Regions from separate parts of the Homo sapiens genome. Here region 1 is linked to region 2. Evidence: read pairs that join two places in POLR2A ChIA-PET (ENCODE). Cell type or tissue: Caco-2. All regions are shown on one strand. Links, peaks and the distances in the headings refer to the core of each region. The heading gives the core; the rest is flanking DNA. Region 1 overlaps RHOT1 (ras homolog family member T1). Region 2 overlaps RAB11FIP4 (RAB11 family interacting protein 4).

Region 1 (5,000 bases), core at 1-5,000, 660 kb before region 2:
CAGTTTCCCTCATCTAAACATCATTCCTGCTTTCCCCTCTACTTTCCCAAATGTTATTAATAATTATCTTTCAAGGATGGTTCAAATTCTACCTATAGCTCTTATTTCCTCCACTTCCTCCTTTGAACTACTTTTGTGCCACACAATTTATATTAAATTATAACTTAAATTTATACCCAAGATACATACTTAATATGTATGAATCTACATTGACACAATAACCAAATATTTGGAAACACTTGGATAGTGAACAAAATTTTCCAATTTTACATGAATGGGAAAAGGGCCTCTAGCACATCAACCAGACTGAATCATCTGATTTGATTTCACCTGGCCCAAGCACAGTGGTACTGCTGTTATTTTCGACATCACCACTAACGAAACTGGTCCCACCTCCTGGAGATTCTGGAACTAGCATTCAAAGATTTTCTTAACAGCAACCGGAGAACTGGGAATAACAGGTCGCTACTGAGGCAGTTAAAATATAAACATATGCTAAAATTACTGTGTTCAATTTGTTTTTGGTAAAAAATAAAATGTTAAAATTTCAAATAATATAAAGGAGGGAATGATATAACATAGAATACATCTGGTCTTTGTCCCCAGCTTCTGGCACAGAGCATCAGAATCCCTTGGAATTTCCTATATGATAGGAGTGTCTTTTATTATGAATAATGAGTCCCTTTCAACCACAGAGTTCATCCTAATGAGGTGACTCACGTGGGGAGGAGGGGGCAACAGAGCATGCTAGCAGGATGGGAGCTGGTCACCAGAAAAACCAACTACATGATTAGAGGGTCAGAACTCTCAGCCCCACCCCAAAACCTCCAACAGGGAAACAGCTGGAGTCAAGCACGTGGCCAATGACTTAATCACATCTACCTACTGAAAACCCATATAAAAACTCCGAACATCAAAGCTCAGGAGAGCTTCCTGGTTGGTGAACAGGTCAATGTACCAGGAAGGTGGTGCACCCTGACCCTACAGAGAAAGAAGCTCCTGAGCTCGGGACTCTTCCAGACCTTTCCCCATGTACCTCTTCAATCTGGTTGTTCATTTGTATAATCGTGAATATAGCACTTTCCCGAGTTTTGTGACTCACTCTAGTCTGAGGGGGTAGTAGGAAGCCCTGAATTTGTGGTTGGTCAGGCCAAAGTGCATGCTGCTGAAGTAAGGGCAATGTTGTTGGAAACCTTGCTCTTTAACTGGTGGTGAAACTGCCTTTGCAAAATTATGACAGTAAGAGAAATCTGACATAGTTGACTCCATCTTGCTTCTAACCTCCAAGCTGTCCCTGGTCATTCCTGGGAACAGGCCAAGATAACCTTGAGAGGAATTTAAGTTTACTGTTTAATCTTAAAGCAAGAATGATAATAGCACTTCCTAAAACTAAACCACCTTTGTAAAACTAGTGAAAGGCCACAAGGTTAGGATTATGTGAGGGACCTGAATTCTGCTAAGATACAGGTGTAAATGATAACCAACCATTGTTCTGGAGGTCAGGAGATTTGTAACTTTCCCCAGTTACTCCTGTGATAACATCACGATAATAGAGCCTACAATTGGCATTTTGAGATGTTTTTCATATTTTTGCATTTCTGGTGAAGGACTGACTCTACCGGAACCCACAACTTGTGACTCAGTCGATCCTGTGGCCCCCAATCAGCGGCTGACTGAGCACGAGGAACGTTTTCCACATCCCGATGATTTCATCCTCAACCAATCAACATCCTCCATTCTCTAGCCCCCACCCACCAAACTATCCTTGAAAAACCCAAACCTCTGAGCCTTCTGGGAGACTAATTTGCGTGATACATTTAGTTCTCCTGCATGGCCAGCCTTGTGTTAATTAAGTTATTTCTTTACTACAATACTGTGGTCTCAGTGAATTGGTCTGTCTGTGTAGCAGGCAGAAGAACCCACTGGGCAACTATAGTGGATCTGAAGCTAACTCTGGGTGGTGTCAGTGTTACGGGATCGTTGGGGAGTCACTTCACCAACTGGAAACTTCTGTGGCCAGTGGTGCCTCTGTCCAAGTTTTGCTCTGGCCCACTGGGCTCGTTCCACCCACTCAGCCTGGCAGGCTGTGCTCAACTCACACGACCAGCCTGGATCCCACGCCTGCCAAAGGTGAGCCAGGCACAAAGTGGTGAGGGATGTGTGAGCAAGCATGGGGTCTGACCTCTGTGCACAGCCAGGCACGCCGGCTGCTGCTGTGGGGTGGGCAGCTCCAGATGCCAGCTTGGGCACCATCTCCCTGCGAGGCTGCAACTGGACCAGGCGCATCACAAGCAGCTTCCACAGCTGGCACTGGAGAACACAGTGGTGCCCGGAAGCTTGGCGACTCCAGGAACCACAGGGCCCCAAAGAGGGAGTCACAGCCCTGGCTAAGGGAGCTCCCAGGTCTGGGCTCCCTGAAGGACTGCAGCTCTTCTCTCCTTCTCTACACTCTCAAGGTAGCAAGCAAGGGGCATGTTTCAACCCTGTTTGTGTTACAGCTCTTTTAGCCCCACCATTCAGCAGGTCCCGAGTTCTTGTCCTGCATCCAGGAAGAATGAGGTAACAGACAAGTGGAGGCTGAGCAAGACAAACAGGAGCTTTACTGAGCGACACAACAGCTCAGAGGAAACCTACAGTGAGTACCTCCTCTCTGTAGCCAGGGTGTCCCAACAAGTGTTCAGTTCTCAGCAGAGAGGATAGCTCCTCTCTGCTTGGCAGGCTGTCCCGAAGAATGTTCAGCTCTCAGCAGAGAGGGTAGTTCCTCTCTGCAGGCAGGTCATCCCAACGTCTCTTCAGTTCTCAGGAGAGAGGGTAGCTCCTCTCTGCAGGCAGATCATCCTGTCACCCCTTCAGCTCTCAGCAGAGAGGGTAGTTCCTCCCTGTAGGCAGGTCATGCCGTCGTCTCTCTTCTGGTCTGGCAGAGTCCGGGAGGCTTTTTATGGGCCTCAGAGGGGAAGAAGAGTGTGCCGATTGGTCCATGGGCAGCCATGGGAGGACCCGCGTCACAAGTTCCCACACTGGTCTGCGGGATCAGCAACCCAGCCCCCGGGCTTCAGGCCCTCCCAGCCTGAAGGTGGGGCTTCACGGGGCATCTGCCCCCTTCTGCCCAGGAGCCTGTCTGCCTCCTGCTGGCATTCAAGCTGCCAAGGCCATGCCAAAGGGTACCTGCAGGCCTACACCAAGCTGCCCTCAGTCCCCATCTCAGCCTCCCTCCCATGCTCGCCAGTGCCTGAAGTCTAGAGGAGGCCAAAGTGGCAGGGGCCTGGCATGTCACCACTGTCCCAAGCATGCGCACACCCGGTCAGGCTGCAACAGCACCCAGGCTTGGCCCCAACCTCGCTCTGAGATCAGAACGGGCACCAGGAGCAGGGAGAGGCCAGGCAGCAGGAGCAGACATCTCCAAGCCCACAGGCTTCCTGGGCCCCTTAGACTGCAGAGATGCCTGGGTCCACAGCCACGGCTGGGCAGCTGCAGCTGCGACTGGGAGGTGGGGCTCTTGCCAGCTTCCAGCTCCTGCCAGCTCCATGGAGCGCGGCACCGCTCAGGGCCCAGCTCCACCTCGGGGCTCCTCTCTGTCCACCCCTCCATGCCTGATCACACTGCTCCCCTGCCAACGGGTAACTCGGCCCGGCCCCATCATGGTGGCTCTGGGGATATCAGGCTCCAGGGGGCTCCCAGGTGTGGGCTCTGGGGACTACATGCCTCCTCTCCACATTTTCCCTGCAGCAGGAGCAGGAGAGGTACAGGTGGCGTGGCAGCCCCGGCCAACCCCGCACAAACAAACCCGATGATCTTGAGGCTGGCCCCACGAGTCCCAGCTGCGCCTTCAGCCGGGTGCTCATGGGCTCCTGAGACACGGTGTGGGGAGAGGTTGAGGCCATAGTGGAGGCTCCAGGCCTGGAAGCAGGTCCTGCCCAGCCATGTGAGGTAGGAGTGATGCACTCAGCTGCCTCAGGGATGCAGGGCACAGGGGTCCCACCACCACCACTGCTGCTCCAGCAGCCACTCCTGCTGCCACCGCTTGCGCCTCCCTGCTGCAGCTGATGGCCACTCCAGATGGCCGCCACTGCCATCATTAGAATTGAATTGAATTGTATGACACTCAGTTGGTATAGGAAAATTGGTGTCGGAACTCAGAGGGTACGTGAGCTCTGTATTTATCAAAAGAACTTATAGCTAAAATACCAAGAAACGGCCGGACACGCTGGCTCATGCCTGCAATCCCAGCACTTTGGGAGGCTGAGGTGGGCGGATCACGAGGTCAAGAGATCAAGACCAGCCTGGCCAACATGGTGAAACCCCGTCTCTACTAAAAATACAAAAATTAGCCGGGCGTGGTGGCATGTGCTTGTAGTCCTAGCTACTAGGGAGGCTGCGGCAGGAGAATCGTTTGAAAGCGGGAGGCAGGTGTTGCAGTGAGCCGAGATTGCATGGCGCCACCGCACTCCAGCCTGGTGACAGAGCAAGACTCTGTCTCAAAAAACGACGACAGAGGGAGACTCTGTCTCAAAAAAACAAAAAACAAACAAACAAAAACTGAGAAACACTGTAATAGATTTTTTATCCAAGAGCACTAGTTCCACCCAGACTCATGTCTACCCTGCCTATAACAAACTAGGGAAAACACTAGAACATGCAGGGTATTAACTTACGCTTCTACATGACCCATCTTTTTTGTCTAGACTCCTACTATTAGTTCATTTTATAATTATTGACCTGATTGTCTTCTAAGGACAAAGTTTTGTCTTACATACTATGTGGGGATAATATGGAAAATATATTAACTAAGACAAGGCTGAGCACAGAGTGGCTCATGCCTGTAATCCCAGCACTTTGGGAGGCTGAGGCAGGCAGATCACTTCAGCCCAGGAGTTTGAGACCAGCCTGGGCAATGTGGCGAGATTCTGTCTCTATAAGAAATACAAAAACTAGCAGGGCCTGGATTCCTAGATACTCAGGAGGCTGAGGTGGGAGGATCACTTGAGCCCAGGAAGTTGAGG
Region 2 (15,944 bases), core at 5,386-10,385:
GAATCACCTGAGCCCAGGAAGTCGAGGCTGTGATGGTGCCACTGCACTCCAGCCTGGGCAACGGGAGTGAGACCCTGTCTAAAAATAAATTAGTTAAAATAAAATAAAATAAAATAAAACAAAACATATTACTAAAAATCTAAGCCAGGCATGGCAGTGCATGGCTGTATCCCCAACTATTTGGGAGGCTGAGGCAGGAGGACTGCTTGAACCTAGGAGTTCAAGGCCTACCTGGGCAACATGGTGAGACCCTATATCTTAAAATAATAGTAATAATAATAATAGATGAGAGAAATGAAGGAATAAAAAAATGCTTGAATCATCCAAAAGGACAGATGACTGATAGCCAGAATACATAAGGAACTCAAACAACTCAATAGCAAAAAAACAAATAATTCAATTTAAAAATGGGCAAAAGATCTGAATAGGTGTTTCTCCAAAGACAACACACAAATGGCCAAGAGGTATATGAAAAAATGTTCAACATCACTAATCATCAGGGAAACACAAATCAAAACCACAATGAGATACCACCTCACCCTAATAAGAATGGCTATCATCAAAGAGACAGAAAATAACAAATGCTGGCAAGGATGTGGAGAAAAGGGAACTCTTATACACTGTTAATGGGACTGTAACCTTTTTTTTCTTTTTTTGAGATGGAGTCTCACCCTGTCGCCCAGGCTGGAGTGCAATAGCACGATCTTGGCTCACTGCAACCTCCACCTCCCGGAATCAAGCGATTCTCCTGCCTCAGCCTCCCGAGTAGCTGGGATTACAGGCACATGCCACCACGCCTGGCTAATTTTTTGTATCTTTAGTAGAGAAAGGGTTTCACCATATTGGCCAGACTGGTCTCAAACTCCTGACCTCATGATCCGCCCACCTCGGCCTCCCACAGTGCTGGGATTACAGCTGTGAGCCACTGTGCCCGGTTGGGACTGTAAGTATTAATAGAACAATCATTATGGACAACGGTATGGAGGTTCCTCAAAGAATTTAAAACTATCATATGATCCAACAATTCATCTACTAGGTATACAAACAAAAGAAAAGAAATCAGTATGTCAAAGAGAGATCTGCATTCCCACATTTATTGAAGCACAATTCACAATAGCCAAAATATGGAGTCAACTAAGTATCCATTAACAGATGAATGCATTTTTAAAATGGGGTGTATATATACACAATGGAATAGTATTCAGCCATAAAAAAGAATAAAATCCTGTCATTTGTGACATGGATGAACCTACAGAACATTGTGTTAAGTGAAATAAGCCAAGTAGAGAAGGACAAACAGCATGATCTCACTCCTATGTAGAATCTAAAGAAGTTATCCCATAGAAGTAGAAAGTAGAATGGTGGTTACCAGAGGCTGGAGAGGGTAGGAGAAGGGAGGACGGGGAAAGGTTGGTCAACAGGCACGAAGCTATAGTCAGATGGGAGGACTAAGTCCTGGTGTTCTATTGCACAGTAAGGTTACTACAATTAACAACAATGTGTATTTAAAAATAGCTAGAAGATAGCATTTTGAATGTTCTCACCACAAAGAAATGACAAGTGTTTGAAGTGATGGTTTTGCTAATGACCCTGATTTGATCATTCCACAATACACATGTGTATCAAAACATCAGACTGTACTCTCTAAATATGTACAATTGTATGTCAATTAAAAACTTAAAGATTATGTAGGATTAAAACTCTACCACATCAGTAATACTTTTAAAGAAAACTGAGTAAATAATCCTATTAAAAGATCAATATTGTCAGAGTAAATTAAAAACAACTACATACCACTTACAAGAAACACAATTGAAATTTAACAAGATGTAACACTTTTATATCTATGCATCTAACAGTCTCAAAACATAAAGCAAAACTTAACAGAATGGGAAGTGGGAGCTGTTAATTCACCTCTCTCAGAAACTGATGGAACATGCTGAACGTGGCTCACACCTGTAATGCCAGCACTTTGGGAGGCCAAGGCAGGTGGCCAGGAGCTCCAGGCCAGCCTGGGAAACATAATGAGACTCCATCTCTACAAAAAAAAAAAAAAAGTAAAAAAGAATAGCCAGGTGGTGCATGCCTGTAATCTCAGCTACTCGGGAGGCTGAGGCCAAAGGATTGCTTGAGGCCACGAGTTCGAGGATACAGTGAGCTATGATTGCACCTGGGTGACAGAGCTCAAGATTCTGTCTTTAATAATAGTAATAATAATATTATTAATATATTATATATAATTATTATATATTATAATAATTATGTATTATATAATTATTATATATTATATATAATTATTATTATATAATTATATATTATATATAATTATTATTATATAATATATAATTATTATTATATATTATTATATATTATAATTATTATTATATATAATATATAATAATTATATATAATATATAATTATTATATATAATATAATAATTATATATTATATATTATAATTATTATTATATGTTATAATAATTATTATATATTATATAATAATTATATATTAATATATAATAATTATTATATATTATTATTATTACTGATGGAATAAGCAAACAAGAGAATTAGAGAGGACACAGAAGACCAGAACAACACAAACTCCAGACTGATACATACAGAACACTACACTCAACAACTGCAGAATAACACCAGTAGATTAAAGGCTAATGAAAAACTAGATACTTGCACAATACCGAAGAATCACCCTACAGATTGCTGCAAAACACCAAAGCACCCCACATACCTCTACCAGGGAGAACACAGACTACTGTCCCTTTAATGCAGAGATCAAATTTAGCATCACTAATTGGAAAGAACCAGGCGCTGGCCTCCCAACGCGATGCCTAAGAGGTACACAGCATCACCTATAGTGTGGGCTTAACTAAGTATTTAACTCAATTCAAATCAAGCCTTAGGATCTAACTTCTACCAAACGGAAAAATGGGATAGAAGTTACACATCACCACAGGGAAGATGCATTTCTAAAGGTTGAGGCAGGCTGGAAGAAAACGCATTTCTAACAAGTTCTCGGGTGATGCGGATGCCACTTGTCCCAGGACCACACTTTGCAAACCACTGTTCTAGATTAACTGAGAGACATAGAAACCGAATATTATCCTTGATTAGATCCCAGATCAAACAAACAAACCACCACCAGCTGTAAAAGACCTTTTGAGGATAAACAAGGAGGATGGAATCTGGAGTAGATATTGGGTGATATTAGGGAATTATGCTTAATTTTGTCAGGTGTGTTAATGGCATATAGTTGTGAAGGAAAATGTCCTTAGTTTTGATAATATTTAGTCTAATTTCTTTTCAAATGGCTCATTTGAAAAGAAACTTGGTTCATTTGAAAGTTACAGGACAGGCACGGTGGCTCACGCCTGTAATCCCAGCACTTTGGGAGACCGAGGCGAGCGCTTATCATGAGGTCAGGAGTTCAAGACCATCCTGGCCAACATGGCGAAACCCTGTCTCTACCAAAAATACAAAAAAATTAGCCGGGCGTGGTGGCGGGCACCTGTAATCCCAGCACTTTGAGAGGCCGAGGCAAGCGGATCATGAGGTCAGGAGTTCAAGACCATCCTGGCTAACACAGTGAAACCCCATCTCTACTAAAAATACAAAAAAATTAGCCGGGCGTGGTGGTGGGTGCCTGTAGTTCCAGCTACTCGGGAGGCTGTGGCAGGGGAATGGCGTGAACCCAGGAGGCAGAGCTTGCAGTGAGCCGAGGTCGCGCCACTGCACTCCAGCCTGGGTGACAGAGCGAGACAATGTCTCAAAAAAAAAAAAAAAAGAAGTAGTAGTAAACATTATATGGAAACATGAAAAAATAGCCTGCCCCAAATTTGCTGAACTAGTGAAGGAAAAGTGTTATTGCCTGTCTTTTGGATAAAAGGTATTTTAACTAGGATGGGATGATATCTCATTATAGTTTTCATTTGCATTTCTCTGATGATCAATGATGTTGAGCACCTTTCATATGCCTGTTTTCCATTTATATAAATTACATATAACAGAAATGTCTATTCGGATCTTTTGCTGATTTTTTGATCGGTTTATTCGCTTTTTCCTGACAGGTCTGGCTCTACTTAAAAGAATATGAAAAAGTGAAGCCATCCTGAAAGAATACTATCCTAGCGGGTAGAGTCCACAGAAACTGGAGCCCGAACAGACCAACATGAGCTTCAAGGATGAAATGAGAACAGAACGACGAGCAGTCTTGGTTTCAAATGATCAGATCAAGCGGCAATGGATGGCTGAGGTCATAAGAATGATCCGGCCTCTAAAAGACCATTCACAGTCATAACAGTCCTAGAAATGTTTCCAAATAGAGCAGGTGGTCAAGAGCCATCCCCAGGGGGTCCCTCACCCATGGGCCTTTGCCTGAAAGCAGAACTGCCTCCCCTCTACTCTGCCAGGCTTTGCCCACCCTCCTCTTCCTCTTCCCCCTTCCCTTGAAGGAGGTTCCCAAGACCCTTTTCTGCTATGGGCTGAATCCTGTTCCCTCTAAAATTCATATATTGAAGTCCTAATCCCTAGTACTTCAGAATGTGACTGTATTTGTAGATAGTCTTTAAAGAGGTAATTCAGGCCGGGCTGAACTGCAGGCTCACACCTACAATCCCAGCACTTTGGGAGGTCGAGGTGGGTGGATCACTTGAGGTCAGGAGTTCGAGACTAGCCTGGCCAACATGTTGAAATCCAGTCTCTACTAAAAATACAAAAATTAGCCAGGCGTGGTGGCACATGCCTGTAGTCCCAGCTACTCGGGAGGCTGAGGCAGGAGAATCACTTGAACCTGGGAGGTGGAGGTTGCAGTGAGCCGAGATAGTGCCACTGCACTCCAGCCTGGGCAACAGAGCAAGACTCTGTCTTAAAACAAACAACAAAATAATAATAATAATAATAAAGAGGTAATTCATTTAAATTGAAGTCCTAATGGGTGGGCCCTAACGCAATGTGACTGGTGTCCTTATAAGAGGAGATTAGGACACACGCAAAGGAAAGACCATGTGACGACACAGGGAGAAGATGGCTGTCTGCAAGCCAAGGAGAGAGGACTCAGAAGAAACCAAGCCTGCTGACACCTTGATGCTAGACTTCAGCCTCCAGAATTGTGATAAAACACACTTTGGTTGTTTACGCCACGCAGTCTGTGGTCCTTTGCTATGACAGCCGTAGCAGACCAATAGACCAATATACCAATATCCCTTCTCCTCCCCTAGGAAGGCTTCATGGAAACCCCAACCCAAGCTCAGTCTGGATTTTTCGCCCACCTTCTCACCCTGATAACAAAAGAGAACTTTTTAAAGGTCAATTCAATTCAACCTTTATTTTTTTATTTTTTGAGATACAGTCTTGCTCTGTCACCCAGGCTGGAGTACAGTGGCACAATCTCAGCTCACTGCAACCTCTGTCTCTTGGGTTCAAGCAATTCTCCTGCCTCAGCCTCCCAAGTAGCTGGGATTACAGGTGCCCACCAGCACGCCCAGCTAATTTTTGTATTTTTAGTAGAGATGGGGTTTCACCATATTGGCCAGGCTGGTCTTGAACTCCTGACCTCAAGTGATCTACCTACCTCAGCTTCCCAAAGTGCTAGGATTACAGGTGTGAGCCACCTCGCCCAGCCAATTCAACCTTTAAAGAGAACTACAGATGGTCCTCAACTTACAATGGTTTGACTTACAATTTTTTTTTTTTTTGAGACAAGGTATCGCTCTGTCAACCAGGCCAGAGTGCGATGGCACCATCTCAGCTCACTGCAACACCCCCCTCCTGGGTTCAAGTGATTCTCCTGCCTCAGCCTCCCAAATAGCTGGGATTACAGGTGCCCACCACCACGCCTGGCTAATTTTTGTATTTTCAGTACAGATGGGGTTTTGGCATGTTGTCCAGGCTAGTCTCAAACTCCTGGCCTCAAGTGATGCAGCCAGCCACCTTGGCCTCCCAACGTGCTGGGATTACAGGCCACCGTGAGCCACTATGCCCGGGCTCACTTTGATTTTTCAACTGTATGATGGTGCAAAGTGATCCACAGTCAGTAGAAGTCATACTTCAAGTACCCATAAGAGCATTGTCTTTCACTTTCAGCATAGTACTTAATAAATTGCGTGGGATGGGCTGGGTGCGGTGGATTACACCCAGCACTTTGGGAGGCCGAGGCGGGCGGATCACGAGGTCAGGAGATTGAGACCATGGTGAAACCCCATCTCTACTAAAAATACAAAAAATTAGCTGGGCGTGGTGGCGGGCGCCTGTAGTCCCAGCTACTTGGGAGGCTGAGGCAGGAGAATGGCGTGAACCCGGAAGGCGGAGCTTGCAGTGAGCCGAGATCGCGCCACTGCACTCCATCCTGGGCAACAGAGCCAGACTCCATCTCAAAGAAAAACCAAACCAAACCAAATCAAACAAAACAACAACAACAAAAAATAAATTGCGTGGGACATAAAACACTTTATTGTAAAACAAGCTCTGTGTTAGATGATTTTGCCCAACTGTAGGCTAAAGTAAGTGTTTGGGCACATTTAAGGTAGCCTAGGCTAAGCTATGGTGTTTGGTAGGTGAGATGTATTAAACGCATTTTTTTCTTTTTTTTTTTTTAACTTATGATACTTCCAATATACAATGGGTTTATCAGGACGTAACCCCATCAAGGAGCATCTGTAACTGGATTTCCAGAACCTACTCAAGAGACTCAGGGATTTATTTTTGGTCTGTCCTAAAAAAAAAAAAAAGTTGTATTCTCTTATTCTCTTTCACGATTAGTTTGAAATACTGCTACTTCTTAAGAGATGATATTTTGTTGAAATCAAAGCTTGGTGAATCTATGATTATCAGGATGGCATTCTATAAACACTATATGCCAATCTAAGTAAGTTATTTCCATTTTCTTTTTTTTTTTTTTGAGATGGAGTCTCACTCTGTCACCAGGCTGGAGTGCAGTGGCACGATCTCGGCTCATTGCAACCTCTGCCTCCCGAGTTCAAGCGACTCTCCTGCCTCAGCCTCCTGAGTAGCTGGGACTACAGGCGCGTGCCATCACACCCAGCTAATTTTTGTATTTTTAGTAGAGACGGGGTTTCACCATGTTGGCCAGGATGGTCTCGATCTCTTGACCTCGTGATCTGCCCGCCTCAGCCTCCCAAAGTGCTGGGATTACAGGCATGAGCCACCATGCCCAGCCACTTCCATTTTCTTGTGCATTCTCTCAGTAGTATAAGTATTCTATTTCAATTTCAGAGAAGCATATGCACAGTTCAGAGACGTTAGAATTGCAAAGGCAATTTTTGTTTGCCCAAAACTGTATTTAGTATAGTTATAAGACAAATGTAAAAGGTATTTTACCTACACAGCGATTGCTTTACAAGAGAATAAATCAGCAGTTAGCCCTGGAGCCACAGGCCCTCACACAAGGAGCCTTTTATCCTGGGTCAGGCTGCCTCTGTGACCAGCAGCGCTCAGTAACTGAACAAGATATTACCAGTTTCTCCGTGCCAGACAGTATTTCTGGCTACCTGACATCTGGAGCATTTTCCTCCCTCTGTTGTGGTCAGTGTGGGAAGGAGGGCCGCTACTGCCCCCGGGACACGTGGGCACCCTGCTCAGAGGGACGCCAGCTGGCCTGTGACATGGCCCAAACCCGAGCCCCACCCCCGCCACTCCACAGCGGTCTAGAGCTGGTTTGTAACCAAGGTGCAGCTGAATTTAGCTCAGTGAATCATCTCCAAGGAAAACCCACAGAGAAAGTGAACTCACCTTTTAACCAAGTCCTGGATGGGGTGTGACTGTCCCAAGAATGCCCTGGGTCCCAGATCTGAGTGCCCCAGTAAGCCCATTTCCTAAACAAAAAGGGTTTGAAGAGGCTATCTAGCCTACCCTCTGCCCTGCAAACAGAGCCAACGGCCTTGATTTTCAAATGAGAATGTGGACTTCGGAGGCAAACTGTTGGGGATTAAGAAAACAGAACTTAAATTGCTTCCACATCTGGAAAACAAACCCAGCAGCCAGCCCCAAGAATTCCAGGCATGCCAGCTCAAAGAGAAGCTGCAGGTCAGGGGAGGCTTTTCCTCTTAGCTTTCAGTCCCCCATCACCTACCTGAAGCCACAAAGATCTCCTGTCTACAAATAGCTAGTGGAGCCACAACTCAGAGAAAGAGAACAAAGTTGACATACTAGGGCGCCTACCATGTGGCCAGTCTGCTCTGTGCTTTACAGAGGTGGTAAACTCCCTGCAAGTAATTATCATTTTCCTCCTTATAGATGGGGAAATGTGGCCAGGTGCGGTGGCTCATGCCTGTAATCCCAGCACTTTGGGAGGCCGAGACGGGCGGATCACGAGGTCAGGAGATTGAGACCATCCTGGTCAACATGGTGAAACCCCATCTCTACTAAAAAATACAAAAATTAGCTGGACACGGTGGCACGTGCCTGTAATCCCAGCTACTCGGGAGGCGGAGGCAGGAGAATCGCTTGAACCAGGGAGTAGGAGGTTGCAGTGAGCTGAGACTGTGCCACTGTACTCCAGCCTGGCGACAGAGTGAAACTCTATCTAAAAAAAAAGAAGAAAGAAAGGAAGAAGGAAAAGAAAAAGTGGGGGAATGGTGTCCAGAGAGTCTCATCCACTTTCCCCTGAAGTATCCTGCAGTTTTTCTCTTTACTCCCCTTTGGAGTCACACAAAAAGTTGGGGCCATGCAAACCCAAATCAGGAGTTCCCTAATTTAAATCGTCCCATCTAAATTCTCAGAAAAGATTTCCCAAATGCCTACCGGAAGCTCCAGTTCCCATGCAGCCACTGCATCTCTGGTTCCCCCAAGAAAAGCATGGACCAGAGGTCCCAGCAACTCAACTCAAAAGCGAAGTAACGTGCTGCAGTTGAATGGGGTGCGTATAAAGGGCTCTCCTGGTTCTTGGAACGGGCAGCTATTTTTTGCTACAAATTATAGCTTTTCAAGATGTGGCTTTTTGAAGAGAGGGCTTAATTACTCACACAACCAAGAGTCTGTGGGGCTTGCTTTGGGGGCTCCATACTTTACCATCATGATAAGAGGAGCGATGATAAAAACACTTCACTCAAAGTGAAGGTTTGGGAGGGAAAACAGTGGCTCAGGCCAGCTCTTTCTTCTCGTAGAGTCCACCGGGTAGGTCAGGCTACATTTTCAGGGGAGCACCCTCCAAAGAGGTGACATGGAACTTTCCAGAGAGAGGCCACTATCCAACTCAAGGAGAGCATGCCTGGATGGAGCTGACCCACGGTCCAAAGCCAGGGTGGGTTCCCACCCAGCTCCTCCTCTGCCACAGAACCCTCAGGCCTTGAACAGCCAGCAGAGCACCGATGTTTACCCACAGCCAATGGCCAAGGCTCCACGTGACCCGCCCTTCTGGAGCAGGCAGGTCAGGGTCAGCAGGGTGACTCTCCTCCTCCCAACCCTGCAGGGCCTCCTGCCAGAGCCCTTGGTTTTTATAACCCTCTCCTCCTCCCTGCCCCATCTTCTGGTACCTCCCATCAGCACATAGCCCCCATGGTCTTCCCAGCAAGCTCAGTTCAGGTGTCTCTCTTTGTCCTGTGGCCTTTGCTAGACCCAGCTACCCAAGCTTCGTGTTCCAGAAGCTGCTGTCTTGCATGGGGGGTTGGGGGGTGTCACTCAAGCATAGCTGGCCAGAGCTCAGCTTAGGGCCTCCGGCCAGGGCAGGCTTTCTCGCAGTGGGGACAGGTGAGAGGGCATTAGGGGCTCATGGGGTGGAGACTCTCCCTCCCAGGGAGTCCATTGGGAACCCCCTCTAAGAGCTTGTGAGCTCCCCACTGCCCACAGAACCAGGCCCAGCTCCTGAGAGCAGCTCGCAAAGCCCCTTCCAGCAGGTCTCAGCCTCAGGACATGCTCTGCCTCTCCCCTTCCCTAGTACCCCAGGCTCCTGGGCACCTTTACCCACCCCAATGCCTCAGCACATGCTGCTTCTTATGCACAGGGGGCATAAGCACCACCTCATCAAAGAGGGGGCTTCGAATCTCTGACACTACACACAAAACTGAGGAGGTTGGGCTACTGGCTTTCATTGGAATCTCAAGAGGGAGGGGGCAGAGAGAAGATCTCCAAGGAAAACAAGGTTTAAAACCATCACCTGCTCTTAAAGCCTCCCTCTAGCCAGCAGCGCACACTCAGCCCCTGCTTGGGGGCCACTGTCACCCAGACATCCCCATGTGGCTGTCTCCTGGTGCCTCCCCAACTCAGCCCCGACTTCCATGAACAGCCCACACCTAACCCTCTGTACTGCTCCAGCCAGACCCTGTGCAGCCTTGTCATGTGCACCCCTGTAGGTGCCGACTGGGTGCCCACCCCACCACTCTTCCTCCTCTCTCTCCGTCCTGCCTCACCCCACTGCAGCCCAGCCATCCTGAAGGACGGGGCCCCTGACACATCCTGCTCACACAGGCCCCTGTGCCTTTGCCACTGCCCCCTGCCCAGAACTCCTCCGTCTGTCTCAGGAGCAGTGCCACTGGCTGGCACTCCCCGAGATCCTTAACACCTAAACAAGCACAAAGCAGTTTTTTTTTTGTTTTGTTTTTGAGATGGAGTATCGCTCTGTCGCCCAGGCTGGAGTGCAGTGGCATGATCTCGGCTCACTGCAGGCTCTGCCTTCCGGGTTCCAGCGATTCTCCTGCCTCAGCCTCCTAGGTAGCTGGGATTACAGGCGCCTGCCACCACGCCGGGCTGATTTTTGTATTTTCAGTAGAGATGGGGTTTCACCATGTTGGTCAGGCTGGTCTCGAACTCTTGACCTCAGGTGATCCGCCCGCGTTGGCCTCCCAAAGTGCTGGGATTACAGGCATGAACCATCGTGCCTGTCCACAAAGGGGTCTTAAACATTTGAGAACAAGGAAAGCACGCATCTGCTAAGCACCTATTGTGTGCCAGGTATTTCTGTGCATCAGCCACTATTTAGATGAGAATACACAGGTTCAAGGAGGTTAAGTAATTCGTGAAAGGTCGCAGGGCTGGGATTTGAACCAGGTCTGATTTTAACGCAGCAAGGAGGGTACAGAGAATACCAAATGCTCTCAGCGATGCGACATCCAGCACCCCATGGACAACACTGTGCACTGGAGTGGACTCAGGCTGACCCTGCAGCCACAGGAATGGCAGTTAGCAACGCTGATGGTACCAGAACTTGGACTTGAGCTGAAGCTTGCAGGGACCACAGCACACTGGGCTTCTGAGGTCTGTGCCATCCAGGCCATCAGGCAGAGCCCTCCTCCCCTTTCCCACCCCAGGGAGCTTCAAAGAGGCTACATGTGGGAAGACTTTACAGAAAGGGAGAGGAGAGATTTGAAAGAAAATTGCTAAAAGGAAACACATGTGAAAATGAAAACTCAGGCAAAGGGGGAGAAGGACGAGGGAAGAAGAGTAATGTCCAAGGATTATAAACTGAGTCAAGAAGCCCTTGGAACACCAGTTTCCCTCTGCTCCCTTGGGAAGGCCAGTGACCCACTCCCAGCCCTCATTTTCCCTCTTAACCCAGATGGAACGGGGCAGACCTTAGATGATACCCAGCAAGAGAAACAGGGAATGTTGCCTTGCACACAGCCATGACAACTGTGGAGCCACGATTCATATGTGGTGGGAGGAAAATCCCGAGGCTCAGAGAGGTCGCTCTACTTTGCCAAGGCCACACAGCTGGCGAGCCATAAAGCTGGAATCTAAGCCCAATCCAAGGTTGTCCCCTTGAACCACATCAGGGTCCCCTCATATAATCTGCCACCACTACAAGGTGGCTCCACCTGCATCCTTGGAGGAACTGGACAAATTATATAAGTTCCCCAGAGGTTACCTAGTTTCTATTTCATTAAATCTGAGACACCTCTGATTTTACAATGCACCGTTATTTCAAGTATGCCAAGAAAAAGGCGCTGTCAAATTATAATAATCCGCAAATGTGCGACACATTCCAATTTAAGATGTTAAATGGAAAAAAAGGAAAGGAAAAAAAGAATGTGCCTTAGAATCCCAGAAAATACCATGTAAGTGTGAGTAGGGAACAGGGATTCAGTCACAGTTCCGCAGACTGTGTGTGTGCAGTGAAGGGCAGTCAACAACTCCACACAAGCACATGAGCACACACCTGCTGCTATAAAATCCTTCTTTGCTAATAACTGATGCAATCGTGCAGATAATCATACAAAAATGTGTTGGCCAGACCTGCCTTGTCAACAAGAACCCTCATTTCACCAGGAGACCATCAATTCAAGGTTGCCTAACATCAGTCAGACGAGTCAAGCATGGTGGCTCATGCCTGTAATTCCAGCACTTTGGGAGGCCAAGGTGGAAGGATTGCTTGCGCCTAGAAGTTTGAGACCAGCATGGGTGACATAGTGAGACCTCATCTCTACCAAATGAATAAATAGCCGGGAGTGGTGGTGCACCCAGCTACTCAGGCAGCTGAGGTGGGAGGATCACTTGAGCCCAGGAGGTCGAGGCTACAGTGAGCCAAGATTGTATCGCTGCACTCTAGCCTGGGCAGAAATGCGAAACCCTGTCTCAAAAAAAAAAAAAAAAAAAAAAAAAATCAGTCAAGTGGAGGCTGTCCTGCCCACCTAACCAGCCAGGCTAGGCCAGGCTAGCCAGCTTCGCCTGAGTGGAGCTATAGACCTCTGGGCAGCCAAGCTGGATGACTCTGTGGTTAACTACCAAGGGCAGTCACCCAGTGTGGCTGGGCGGTGGCACAGCCTGCACCTTTTTGTCTGGCTTTTCTCCAAATCTCCTGGGGCTTGTGGCCAGCCAGAGCCTCAGCATTTTAATAAGGCAGATGCTGGGGGCTGGCAGTGGCAGATGGGCAGCACTGCTCCAAGCCAGCTTTTCCAGCTAGGCACAGGTGGATGGACAGGCAGGCCCTGGCTGGAGGTGAAGGGCAGGTGGGCCGAGGTGTGGAGGGCCATCCTCCCCTTGGCAGGCCAGCCACAGCCTGGCAGTGTGAGCAGCCTCTGGAAGGACAGGCTAGGTACAGTCTCCCTCACTGAACCTGGGGAGAAGTCTGTTACCTCGGAAGCTGCTTGACATCTCATTCACAGACTGCCACACAAATGCTAGTCACTTCACCCCAGACCCAGAATCTGTATCTGCAGAGCCCGAGCAAGGTTTGTTAAAAACACAGAAGCTGGCTGGGTGCAGAGGCTCATGCCTGTAATCCCAGCACTTTGGGGGGCCGCGGTGGGAGGATCACCTGAGGGCAGGAATTCGAGATCAGCCTGGGTAACATAGTAACACCTCATTTCTACTTTTTTTTTAAAAAAATTAAAATTAAAATTGAAAAAAAAGATTTAAAAACCCACAGAAGCTGAGGAAGTAGAGTTTTGCTTCTCTTGCAAAGGCCCTTGAGTAATGGAGTTTTTCCGCTGCCACCTTCCTGTTTGGGCCATGACACTCCCCGGCAAGACATTCTGTTAGGTGCGAAGGTTATTAGTCACAACAATCAAACCAGCTGAAGCCTGCAGGAACTAAGAATAACAGCTCACCCCAAAGCACAGTTTTAAGTGCTTTTCATACATTTACATATTTGAGCCTTACCACGAACCCTGTGAGGGAGGTACTAGCCTCATCCTCTTACCACGAACCCTGTGAGGGAGGTACTAGCCTCATCCTCGTTTTACAGGTGGGGAAGCTGAGGCACAGAGAAATTAAATAACTTGTCTAAGATTCCACCAATAGCAAGGGGCAGAGCCAGGATCTGAACCCAGAGACAGCCTGACTCTGAAGGCATTTTGGTACTAAACTGGCCTGCCTCTCTAACCATCTAACCGTCCACGAGTGTCAACTAAGTAAAGGCCAGAACCTAGACTGGGCATCTTAAATCACCATGGCTCATTTTATTTTCACCATCACCCTGCGAGGCAGGTGCTATTATCAACCCCATTCTACCTGTTGGGCACCCCAACCCTCAGCCACCCCAAAGCAGGGGGGTGGATGAACAGGATGCCCCATCTGAATGCTGCCTGACACGCAAACACACACGTGTGTGCACACACACATATACGATCTGGGGCCCTAAACTGGACAGACTAAACCCAAAGCTGCTGCCCAAATGTGGGAGTGACTCCCTGGGGTCCTTAGGACCCCACAGAACCATGCTGCTGCCTGCCCACAGGCAGAGGGAGTGAAGAGTGAGGCCAGGGAAAGTGAAATCAGAAGGGTGAGGTCGCCTGTCCAAAGTTCCACAACTAGCGAGCAACAGAGCCAGGATCTAGACCTAGAAGTTTTCTGGCGCCCATTTTTTCTCCTTAAGGAAACAGGCATTGGGTGACAAAGCGTGGGATGCAGGTGTCTGTGTCTTAGGTAGGCATTTCTTCCAGGAAAACGAGGGAGCAGGGGGCAGGGACTTGCTGCTATTCTCGCTCCTATTCTAGGAGGGAGACTTGAGTCTGGTGCAGAGGGTAGACACCCCTCAGCTCCCTTACCCCAAGTTCACCGGAGCAGCAGCAGCTATTTGAAATGTGGGTTCCCTTTCCATGGTATCAGGCTTGCACAGCGCAGGGGGGTGGGGGGTGACCACAGATGACTAAAGAGAGAGAGCCCGCCCACTCTCCCACACTCCAGTTCTGTTTAGGCCTTCCTCTTTCTGGTACCTCAAAAGAGAAAGGCTCCCATGAGCAGAGCCACAGATATTAATAACTTCTACAGAGCTTTGTTTTCATCTGAATTAATGTTTACATTGTTGGGAAAGAACCCACTTGTCTGGGAAGATGAAGCAGGTTAGATCAATTAAAAATGTGACCAACAGTTGGAAAACTTCCCATTTCTTAAGGTCAGTCAAGAAGTGGGTTTGGAAGTGCTGGCATGACTAGCACTGGCCTGCTGGGCGGTTCTGGGCTGGAGGTCACTCAGACCCCACAGCTCTGGGCCATCACAGCCACCCCTCTGACCTTCATACGACCCTTGTAGGCTGCACGTCCTTCTGGTTGCCTATGTTCTCCTCCCCGTCTCATCTCCTTTCCAGGTCATGCGAAAAAGTGAAGAAGTAACCACCAAGGTTGTCTGGGTGCTCAGGGGGGTTCTGAGAATCTGAGCTCTTGTCATCAATGCTCTTGAGGGGGGCTCAGCTCCTGAAGCACCAAGACGCTCGGGACCCCTCTGAGCAAGGCCAGCTGGGCGCCCCCAGCATCCACTCAGCCTTGAATGGGGTCCACAGAAGCTGGCCAATGACAAATTCCATTCAATTAACAGTATTATGATGAAGCTGCAAACACTTGGGGAAGGACTGCCATGTGTAGTCAGACACTTGGCATGAGATAATGAGAAAATAGCTCCAAATGAAAACAGATAAGGGTGCAGTCCAGGCTTCTGGGGGCACCTTCTCTGCAGCCTGCCACCCAGTGTGGGCTCCAGATCATGGTGCTTGGAACCGTGGTCAGGCCCAAAGCTACAAATCCTCCCAGGATAACATGTGCTGGCCAGGAGAGGTAGCCAAGACACCCTGCTGAAGCCCCACCCACCAAAAACTCAGAGGGCACCCCAACCTTCAGCCACCCCATAGCAGGGGGGTGGATGAACAGGATGCCCCATCCGAATGCCGCATGACACGCAAACACACGTGTGTGTACACACATATATATGATCTGGGGCCCTAACCTGGACAGACTAAACCCAAAGTTGCTGCTCAAATGTGGGAGTGACTCCCTGGGGTCCTTAGGACCCCATAGAACTGTGCTGCTGCCTGCCACAGGCAGAGGGAGTGAAGAGGGAGGCCAGGGAACCCTTGAGGATCAGACAAGAGATGAGGAGACAGCCTGGGTGACACAGGCCAGAGTACGGAAAACACGGGCAGGCTGCTGGCTGCTTTATGAGCCTTGAGAGCAGGACCTGTCCCTACCCGACAGGAGCTGACCCGTGGGAACAGCAGGCAGGCCCAGGCAGCTGTCAGAGACACAGCTGTATGCACATCGCCGGCG

What was found. Peaks named below come from ENCODE experiments on the same cell type or tissue, not always from the same donor. Only the 100,000 strongest peaks of a DNase experiment are listed, where the experiment ranks them.
Region 1: POLR2A ChIA-PET joins it to region 2 with 5 read pairs; 2 of 35 experiments call an interaction of 5 or more read pairs at or near these places.

What each region holds. Positions count from the first base shown.
Region 1 is chr17:32,157,951-32,162,950 of GRCh38, reverse strand. All of the region lies in intron 1 of RHOT1 (ras homolog family member T1), which reads right to left. Among named protein-coding and RNA genes, the nearest start is that of RHOT1, 18 kb to the right of the region's middle. In Caco-2, for the core only: no CTCF peak of the experiment used is centred there; no DNase peak of the experiment used is centred there.
Region 2 is chr17:31,491,991-31,507,934 of GRCh38, reverse strand. All of the region lies in intron 3 of RAB11FIP4 (RAB11 family interacting protein 4), which reads right to left. Among named protein-coding and RNA genes, the nearest start is that of MIR4724, 35 kb to the left of the region's middle. RefSeq lists enhancers at 7,101-8,060, 8,061-9,022. In Caco-2, for the core only: no CTCF peak of the experiment used is centred there; DNase peaks (open chromatin) are centred at 7,992 and 9,428.